Linked DNA regions of Homo sapiens: region 2 is linked to region 1. A link is an interaction called in ENCODE POLR2A ChIA-PET data of the cell type or tissue named here. Cell type or tissue: endothelial cell of umbilical vein. All regions are shown on one strand. Each heading gives the region's core, and the rest is flanking DNA. Links, peaks and the distances in the headings are about the cores only.

What was found. Peaks named below come from ENCODE experiments on the same cell type or tissue, not always from the same donor. Only the 100,000 strongest peaks of a DNase experiment are listed, where the experiment ranks them.
Region 2: POLR2A ChIA-PET joins it to region 1 with 5 read pairs; 2 of 35 experiments call an interaction of 5 or more read pairs at or near these places.

Annotation. Positions count from the first base shown.
Region 1 is chr9:14,034,420-14,039,807 of GRCh38, forward strand. No RefSeq gene overlaps it. Among named protein-coding and RNA genes, the nearest start is that of LINC00583, 110 kb to the left of the region's middle. In endothelial cell of umbilical vein, for the core only: no CTCF peak of the experiment used is centred there; no DNase peak of the experiment used is centred there.
Region 2 is chr9:13,945,816-13,951,203 of GRCh38, forward strand. All of the region lies in intron 4 of LOC101929507 (a long non-coding RNA gene), which reads right to left. Among named protein-coding and RNA genes, the nearest start is that of LINC00583, 21 kb to the left of the region's middle. In endothelial cell of umbilical vein, for the core only: no CTCF peak of the experiment used is centred there; a DNase peak (open chromatin) is centred at 2,406; H3K27ac peaks cover 349 bases.

The sequences.
Region 1 (5,388 bases), core at 97-5,096:
CTGCAGTCCTAGCTACTGGGGAGGTGGAGGTGGGAGGATCACTTGAGCCCAGGAAATAGAGGCTACAGTGAGCTGTGAATACGCCACTGCACTCCAGCCTAGGTGACAAAGCAAGACCCTGTCTCAAAAGAAAAAGAAAGAAAGAAAAAAAATGAAAGAAAAATGGAAAAAAAACCTTTAAAGAAAACTGATAAGGAAAATATAAGAAAAGAAAGGAAAGGGAATCAACAGGTATAAACTGCCCTCAACCTCTAGTAAGTGAGGATCCTTATTATTACTTTACACATAAGGAAAATGGGACACAAAGCAGTTAACATACTTGCAGGGGCAGGTGCGTTAGCTCATTCCTGTAATCCCAGCACTTTGGAAGGCTGAGGCAGGAAGATGACTTGAGCCCAAGAGTTCAAGACCAGCCTGAGCAACATAGTGAGACCATGTGTCTACGAAAAATTTAAAAAGTTAGCCAGGCACACTGGTGCAAACATATAGTCCCAGCTACTTGGAAGGCTGAGGGAGGGAAGATTACTTGAGCCTGGGAGTTTGATGTTGTCGTGAACTATGATCCTGCCATCGTACTTCAGCCTGGGCAACAGAGAGAGATACTGTCTCAAAACAAACAAACAAACAACAAAACGAACAACAACAAGAACAAACACACCACTTGCAGAAGGTGTGTATCCATTAAGTAACGGATGGAAAGAGGAAAGAAAGAAAGAGGAGTGGGATTCTGAAGAGTGAAAATGTATGAGGATGAGGGGAAAATGAATGTATAAAGAGAGGAAAGAGGAAGAAAGGCAAGCAAAATAATCCAATACTGTAATTCAAAAGGAAAGATTGCAACACTGACATTTCCCAGTCATTCAGCTATGAAGGCCCTGTTGCCCTGGGACCATACCGGGCTGGCCCTTCTCTGAGTATAGGGATCTTTCTTAAACACAAGCCCAGAAGGTCATCCACTGTGTGAACAGGTTGTATTCTTACTCTGTGGAATTTCAGGAACTGCTTCAGAGAAAGAATTTTCCTTCAAGTCCTGACCAATCCTTAGGTAGAATACTGTGGAGGTATAAAATGCCAGGACATACACAAGGCCAAAGAACCTGTACTTCTTCTTCCGTCCCAGATCTCAACCTAGACTCAGGTGGTCAGGCCGATGTCTCCCCGTTCATCCAACTGTGACAAAAGGTCTTTCTAACCGCCTCACCCCCACCCAAACAAAAAACATACCACTGGGTGAGCACTGCAACCTGGTTCTCTGGAAATTACAGACCAACTGTAATGTGTTTTGTCAGCATCCTTGCTTTGGGTTTTTTGGTGTGTGTCTGTCTATCTTTAATGTTAATGTGAGTTTAAGAAACCTCCTACCTTTTCCTCTTTTCTGAGCACAGAAACTCCTGTTGACACATAGGGGTCAGGGCTATAGAGAAAATCTGGCCAGCTAGCTAAGAGTGATAAATCCAGACTAGGGGTGAACAGCCCACAAATTTCTCATATTCTTCTTTTTGGTTATCAGCCATCATTTTTCAATAGGTTCACATAACCTCCCAGCTCTAACACACAGAGCTCCAAAACTCCAGCTCTTGGCTATGGGAATGTTATTAAAACAACAGAAACAAGTTGTAACCAAGTACCAAGTTATATCAAGCATTGTGGAAGCTAATAATAATATTGACTATAACTATGATAACAAATAGTATATACCATTCCTTGTTCACAGGTGACTTTCACATATATTGTTTCATTTCATCATCATTAGTAGTCCTGACAAGTAGATGAGGCAAGTATTTTTCACTGTTGCCTGGATAAACAACCTGAGGTCCAGGCAGATTAAGAAATGACTAGTGAGGGGAGGACATAGAATTGAAACTTCTAGTCCTGACCTTGGTCCTCTTTTCACCATATCATAGCTTTTAGTATATTCAGCTCTCTCTTGAAATAAAATTTGCCTATCTGCAACTCTCACTTGGTGGTATTATTTCTGATCTCTAGATTTAAACAGAAAAAAAAAGTTCCTATTGGTTTGTTTGTGTGTTGCATTTCAAACAGAACTTGAACTGGCTAATACCTTATGTAATGGCATCTCTTCTTCAAGCTAAGCATAGTCATTTCTTTCAAGCAGGAAGGTCCAAAGAAGTGAAAAAACAGAGATGTGGAGGAAAGATTCCTAATACACTTTCCTTCCAGGAGGACTCAGCAGGAACACTCTCTGGCTTCCTGGGCAGCAAATCCAACCAGGAGGATCTTAATTAAGAGTCTTGCTTTAAGTGTATATAGATTTAAATTTTAAAAAAGAAAGATATGTGTGTGTGTGTATATATATGTATATATACACACATATATATATATATATTTAAGTACATTTGCTCATGTATGGTTGCTGAAATGAAAATACCATCATGGGCCATGCACAGTGGCTCACACCTGTAATCCCAGCACTTTGAGAGGCCAAGGTGGGCAGATCACTTGAGGTGAAGAGTTCGAGACCAGCCTGACCAACATGGTGAAACCCCGTCTCTACTAAAAATACAAAAAATAGCTGGGCATGGGGGCAGGCATGGTGGCAGACATGGTAGGCATGGTGGCATGGTGCCTGTAACCCCAGCTACTCAGGAGGCTAAGGCACGAGAATCACTTGAACCCAGGAGGTGGAGGATGCAGTGAGCCCATATCACGCCACTGCACTCCAGCCTGGGCAACAGAGTGAGACTCCATCTCAAAAAAAAAAAAAAAAAAAAAACAGAGAAAAGAAAAGAAAAAAAAATACCATCATGTACTAAAGGTGTTTCCCAACTTATTAAAGTGAACTGACCCTTTTAAACCATCCGAGGCTTGCTGATTACTTCCAAACTTCATCTGATCCCTACTCCTTTCCAACTTTAGAAGATGGTGAGCAAATTATTCTTACTGGTGGTAGTGGCGGATTTAAAAATTATTATTATTATTATTATTCTCATCATTGAATAAGTGGTGACCACATATATTTGACTAATTTTTAAGATTGCTTTTATAATTCTTGAAAGTCCCTGTCTCCCATGGATACATCATTTGCTACGCCATGCCAGTATTGTCTCCACAAACATATTTTCATTATAATCATTTCCGTTTCAATCCTGCTTGAGAATAGCATTTCCTCATAGTAAGGAACTACCTGGGTTTCCCCTCACATTAGAGAAAAGTAAACAGACAAGTTACAAGCATGTAGGCAAATGAATTATAGTCAGCCATAACTTCTTCATTATGCCACCATTTAGTGAACTCTTGAGGTTAAGTGCTGTGCTTATCCATAGGAAAGAGGTAATAGTGAAGCCACGAAGCCCTGGGTTCCAATTTCTCTCTGTCACTTACTAGATTTGATCTTGGTTAAATCACATGATTTCCCCAGAACTCAGTTTCCTCATCTGGGACACCAGCTTTGAAGAGGTATTGTGAAGACTGAGTAAAATATGAATATTTAAAAGCTGACACAGAGGAAACAATAAATATTAGCTTCTTGTCCCATTATTCATCTTAGCATCCTCACAAGATGAGCACCCAATTATTTATTTGTTAAATTGCTCTGAGTACAGGCATACGTTGGAGATTTTTCAGGTTTGGTTTCAGACCACTGTGACGAAGCAAATATCACAATACAGCAAGTCACACAAACGTTTCGGTTTCCCACTGCATAGAAAAGTTATGTTTACACTGTACTATATATTAAGTATGCAATGACATTAAGCCCAAAAAAGTAATGCACATAGCTTAACTTAAAAATACTTCATTGATAAATAATGCTAATGATCATATGAGCCTTCAGCAAGTTATAATCTTGCTGACGGTGGAGGGTCTTACCTCTATGTTGATGGCTGCTGACTGATCAGTGTGGTGGTTGCTGAAGGTTGGGATGGCTGCGTCAATTTCTTAAACTAAGACATCACTGAAGTTTGCTACATCAATTGACTCTTCTTTTCGTGAAAGATTCTCTGTAGCTGCTGTGTTTAAGAGTATTTTACCCACAATAGAACTTCTTTCAAAAGTGGAGTCAATCTTCTCAAACCCTGCCACTACTTTATCAACGAAGTTTATTTCTATCCTAAATTCTTTGCTATCATTTCAATAACGTTCACAGCACCTTCACAAGGAGATTTCATGTCAAGAAACCACTTTTTTGCTTATCCATAAGCAACCCCTCATCTGTTCAGATTTTATCATGAGATTATAGAAATTTAGTAACATCTTCAGGCTTCACTTATAATTCTAGTTATCTTGCTCTTTCCACCACATCTGCAGTTACTTCCTCTACTAAATTTGTGAGCCCCTCAAAGTCATCCATGAAGACTGACATAAACTTCTTCCAAACTCCTGTTAGTGTTGATATTTGGCCTCTTCCCATGAATCACCATTGTTCTTAATAGTATCCAGAATGGTGAAGTCTCTCCAGAAGGTTATCCATTTAGTTTGCCCAGATCCATCACAGAACAACTATCCAGGGCAGCTGTAGCCTTAAAAATCATATTTCTTAAATTATAAGGCTTGAAAGTTGAAATTATTCCTTGATTCATGGGCTGCAGAACGAATGTTGTGTTAGCAGGCGTGAAACCATTCATCTCTTTGTACATCTCCATCAGAGTTCTTGGCTGAACCCGGTGCATTGTCAAATAAGCAGTAATATTTTAAAAGGAATATTTTCTTTAGGCAGTAGATCTCAACAGTGGGCTTAAACTATGCAGTAAACCACACTGTAAACATACGCTGTCATCTAAGCTTTGTTGTTCCACTTATAGAGCACAGGCAGAGTAGATTTAGCATAATAATTAAGGGCCTTATGATTTTTAGAATAGTAAATGAGCATTGGCTTCAATTTAATGTCACCAGTTGCACTGAGCCCCTAAAAAGAAAGTTAGCCTGTCCCTTGAAGGTAAGCATTGACTTCTCCTCTCTAGTTATGAAAGTCTTAGATGGCATCATCCTGCAAGAGAAGGCTGCTTCATCTACATTGAAAATCTGTTGTTTAGTGTAGACACCTTTATTGGTGATCTCAGCTGGATCTTCTAGATAACTTGCTGCAGTTTCTACATCAACACTTGCTGTTTCACTTTGTACTTTCATATTATGGGGATGGTATCTTTCCTTAAACCTCCTGCACCAATTTCTGTTAGCTTCAAACTTTTCTTCTGCAGCTTCCTTACCTCTCTTGGCCTTCATAGAATTGAGGAGAGTTAGGGCCTTACTCCGGATTAGGCTTTGGTTTAAGGGAGTGCTGTGGCTGGTTTGATCTTCTATCCAGGCCACTACAACTCTCCCCATAACAGCAATAAGGCTGTTTTGCTTTCTTATCATCCATGTGTTCACTAGAGTAGCATTTTTAATTTCCTTCAAGAATTTTTCCTTGGCATTCACCGTTTGGCTAAC
Region 2 (5,388 bases), core at 335-5,334, 88 kb before region 1:
GACCAAGATATTTTTGCCTAAACTTTTATTTTTGTACCTTTTGAGTTCCTTTAATATGGCAAATATATATATATATGCTGTTTTAATTCTGTCTGATATCTTTTTTGTTCTGCTCAGAATTTAATTCATTTATAACTAATCAGAACTGATCAGTTTTGCTAAAAGTTTAGTCGTGACTCTCTTAGAAATGAACACATATTAAGATTTTATTTAACACCCAAGCAAACCAGACAGATGTCCTAATCAGTTCAAAAGAGAATCTGAAGAACAGATACATTTGATCAGGAATAGACATTAATGTACAAATGGGAGCAAACTGGTTTCTTGAGGGGAAGCTGGAGGTAGGTCAATTGACCAGGTCAGGGCAGAATTTGTGTTTATAGACAAGAAATATTTAGCATTGCTATCAGTTACCAACAACTTACAGTTGTGAACTAACTCAAAGACAACTAGCGGCTAGAACTAGATAACTTACAAGGGTGTCCTGTATGGAGCCAAGCATAGTTTTTCATTAAAGCTCATATTTCCCTGAAGTTGTTTTTCGGTCATTCTGAATGCTTTCTGTTTTTTCAATTCTTTCCTATTTTATTTGTTTTCTATTTTATTCAAGTTATGTTTCTCCCTCTCTTCCATCTAGTTATTTATAGGAAATTAACCTCTCACTATGGTTGAACTGTTCGACTGTGCATTCTAATTTATTTTCCTCTAATTATTAACTTTAGATTACAACTTTTACTTCTTCCTACTAGTTTTTGTGATATAGTCCAGAACTTGAGGTCTAGTTTCTTGCCTTCAAATAATCACTGTCACTTTAAAATATGCATATTTTCAAGTACTAACATTTTATTGTTTCCTTAATTTATAATTATTAAGATTTATGTTTTACAGTGATAGCCCTCATCTTTCTATATTTCATTACTTCCCTGTTCTTGAGTGTGTGTGTGTGGGTATACTCATTTCTTAGTCAGAAAAGTTTTGCATATATTTCTAAAAGAAACATATGTGTAATTCATGTATTGGCAGTCATTGTATATCCAATAAAGTGTTTCTGGTACCTTTGTATGTCAACAAAACCTATATATATTATAGAAATCTTTGGTGATAGTCTTTTTTTTCCCATTTAAAACTCTGAGGAAATCACTTCATCGTCTTCTAGCTTCTCATTACAAAGGGAAAATCGAAATCTGAAACTGGATGTTTTTTATTCATTCACAGATGACCAGTCTTGTCTGCTTAGACGCATGTCAGATGGGTTTTTCCCCTTGAACTTTAAGACTTTCATCAGCATATATCTATTTGTTGTTAATTTCATTAATATTTTTTGGGATTTTTTGAGCTCATTCAGTTTACAAAACCAGACCTTATTCATTAGCCCAGCCAAATGTCATTTAATTTTTCTGACTATTGCTTTCTTTCTGTTTATGCTGATATCCCCTTCAGTAACAGTCACTCTCATGATGTCAGTAATATATCCTCCAAATGACTTACCTCAGCTTTGATTGTCTTTATTTTTTTGTCATTTACCTCTGCATTCTGAAATATTTTTTACCAAGCATATATTCAATACCCTTCATTTGACTTACTATGATGTTATTTCTACTCCTATTACATTTTTAAACTCTGTTCTTAAATGTTTACTTTAAAAACATTTTTTCCCTTGGAACTCATTTTAAATTTCTGCCTCTCTGCAACCAGTTCCAATTTCAAATCTGTTTATTGTATTATCATCTCATCTTACAGGTTTTATTTTATGGAACCCATGTTTTTCTAATATTCATAAGACCACAAAATGGTGTATAAACTGTATTTCTGTTTCTTTCTATAATTTTTTAAAATATGCTTCTGTCTGTGAATAGTATGATCCTGGTTGTGTATGTGCCTGTGTGTGCCTATATGTGTATCCAAAAATCTGAACCCTAAGACTAGAGGAAGAGGACAAAGTCAGCCAGCAAGATCATTTGTGTCACACAAGTCTAGAAACTCATAAGTTCATTAACACATGTACTTCTTAAAAAAAAAAAAAAAAGGAGAAAGAGAGAGAGTCCCAAGGGAAGACTAAAAACAAAAGAAATGGTTGAAAATCTTTTCAAGGATGTTCACCTCATATATCCAGCCAAAACCCACCTTACCCTAGAGGACTCTCCTCAGGTAGATTTACTCCCTGGAGAGACAAAACTAGTGCAATTCCAGAGTCAGGGTCCTTGGGCATAGTTGAGGGTGAAGCTGAGGTATCGTTCTGAAAATGGGGCTGAGGATCTAGGCTAGGAATGCATATTGAGCTATGAGACTCACGTTACCCATGCAAGAGACTGGAAGTTTCCTCTCTGAAAAATGGCTCCTTACAAAGACTCAGATCATGACACTCAGAGGCCACCAGCTGACAGGCCCTGCCCCTGCACACAGAAATTCTGATCTTCATTATAAATATGAACATACAGCCAAGGCTCACCACACATTTGAGAGAAGTCTCTAACAGGAAAGACTGGCCAAAATAAACAAATAAGACACGCTTGCAGGAAATAAAGACAATACAGTGAGCAAAGAAAGGTTTAAAAATTTTTTTAATATAGTATTAATAGTCTCATAGTAACCAGAAAAGATTTTTTGCGTCATGAGATAATAACACATTGCTATTTTTTAAAAGACTTTTCACAGAACAATTAAATAAAAATGCTATAAAGAAGGGATGATAACTGAGGAAATCTTCAGAAAGTAAAGCAAACCCACAAGAAAGGATAAAAAATAGGAGAGGAGGGAAAAAGTTAATAAAATCTGAGGAAGCGTCCGGGAGACCTAACATCTAAATAAGAATTTTAGAAGGAAGAAAATCTAAAAGTTGAAAACTAAGAAATTATCAAAGTAATAATACATAAAATTTGCCACATCTAAAATAAATGGCTTTCTGGATTATGAAGACCCAAGTGCACATCGTGATGAATAGACCCACAACAAAGAATATCTTTGTGAAATTTCACAATACTATGGGTAAAGAGAAGAGCCCAAATGCCTCCAAGGAGAAATAGCAGATCCCCAAAGAAGGATGAAGAATGAGAAGAGCATTTGACATAGCAACATTGGAAGCTAAATGATAAAGGAGCAAGGCCTACACTCTGTCAGCAATGATTTTCAAGCCAGAACCCTGACTCCAGCCAAATTTTAAACCAAATGTCAAAGTAGAATAAGGATAGTTTCAAGCAGTCCAAGTATCAAAAAATTGTTCTGTCATGTTCCTTTTTGAAGAAAGCCACATAGAAACATACTCCATTACAACAAAGGAGTAAATCACAAATGAGAAAGATGTGGAAATCAGGAAACTGGAGGTTCCACACAGTTAAAGACTAAGGGAATTCTAGAAAGAAAAAAAAAAGTGGTAAAAGAAGACCCCAGGATGACAACTGTGCAGAAAGCCCAGAGGAAACTCAGTCCAGATGTGGGGCATGGAGGGCTCCAGGAGCTACACGCCAGCACCGCTTGGTTGTAATGAGGAGATTTGCATTTCATTTGGAGAGTTTAGCAATAGTACACAGAAACTAAGCAAACCCACAGAAAGGAGGCAAGTCTTAGCTCTAGCCAAAACAAAAAGTTGTACAAGAAAGGTTATGATACAATGTAGCTCAACTGTGAGCATTCTTTATATGATCGTAATTATATAAATACTGACGACTGATAAGATTAAGTATTGATATGATTATACTGAGGGAGGTGGGGTGTATTAATTAGTTCAGGCCACTTTAACAAATTACCATAGACTGGTTGGCTTAAACAACACACATTTATTTATCATAGTTCTGAAGGCTGGGAAGTCCAAGATCAAGGTGCCAGCAGATTTGGTGTCTGGTGAGGGCCCTCTTCCTGGTTTGTAGGCAGCCAGGTTCTTGCATCCTCACATGGGAAAGAGCAGAGAGAGCTCTCATGTCTCTCCTTATAAGGCCACTGCTCCCATTCGTGAGGGCACCACCCTCACGACCTAATTATCTCCCAAAGCCTTCACCTTCTAACTTCATCACATTGGGAGTTAAGGTTGCAACATACAAATTTTAGGAGGATGCAAACATTCAGTCCATAACACAAGGGAAGGAACCTAATTCCTATAATAGGAAATAATATCTAAACTAAAAAATTAGCAGTAGAATGTGTTAGTTAAATATGGAGACAGCAATAAGAGTTATGTGATTGCCTTAGAAGGATGAGGATGGGGATAAGGAAAAGTAGACAAGCATTATAAGTTGTTCAGTTGCTTTTTAAAACTAGAACTAAATATATTACTTTGATTAAAATAAAACTTTAAATTTAAATTTATAATAAAGGAACACAATCAAAATATATTTTCCTTCAGATTATTCAAACTATATGCTCATTTCTTTATGATTCAGAATTATTCACAAGATCTTTTTTCCCCCTAGTTTCTCATACTGAAATAGTAAAAAGTTTATTCAGGGCTGGTATTTCCCTCAGAAACAGGGTGGGAGAGTCTTCTCGGCTTGCAGTTAGAGGATATCTTCCAGATTTCAAGTGATGGGCTTTGGGCAATATCAATGACCCAGTAGCTTGAAGGACATAGGAACAGAGATGGGGGTCTGGAAATCCTGGAAGGTGGGGAGTAGGAGGTTTTAACATCAAGGATTTCTTCTTCATTTCTAGGAAAGCTCCTATTTCAGGGTTAAACCAATTGTGGGGCAGCTTCCTTCCAGGAGTGGAAATGATCTCCGTGATTGTTCGAGAAAAGGTTTCTTTACTGTCTTTGTTGGCCCTGTGCTTCCAATGCCCTGAAGCCTCTAGGCCCATTCCTCAAGAGCAACTCCACGCCTCATCAATAAATGAGCCCTCTTAGGAAGCTGCCTCTCTGTAACTACTGCCACTGCAAAAGCTGGCTTTTTGGTATTACTGCCCACATTCATGGATTTGTGGGTCAGATTTCTCTAGGCAGCTCCCTGCTGCATCAATTAAGACATCTCAGCCTCAGGAAATGACTTGTCCAGAGCCACTGCCACAGCGCCTCTGGAGGCTTCAGCTCAGTTCCTCCAACCACCCAGAACTCTGACCTCAATTCTGCTCACAGTCAGTGGGAAAGAGGATCCAAATTCTGCTTTCTCTGTCATCCTAAACTCTTGTCTACAGTATGGGTCTCTCTGAGTCCTAAAGTTGTCCATAAGCCCCAAGATTTCTTCCACTTGCTTGTCACAAAATCACAAAACGTCCTTATAGCATGCCACCGGGGGGTCCTTGCTTTTGACCACCATTGAATCCAGTAGGAATTCCTCAGGTTTTCTGACATTTGAATAGCTCTATTTCCCAGCTGTCAGTGCTAGTGAACAGGTTTTTTCATGAATTTTTAAATTTTCTAGATCTTTTCCACGGAGGAATAGCTAAATATTGTCAGCCTAAATC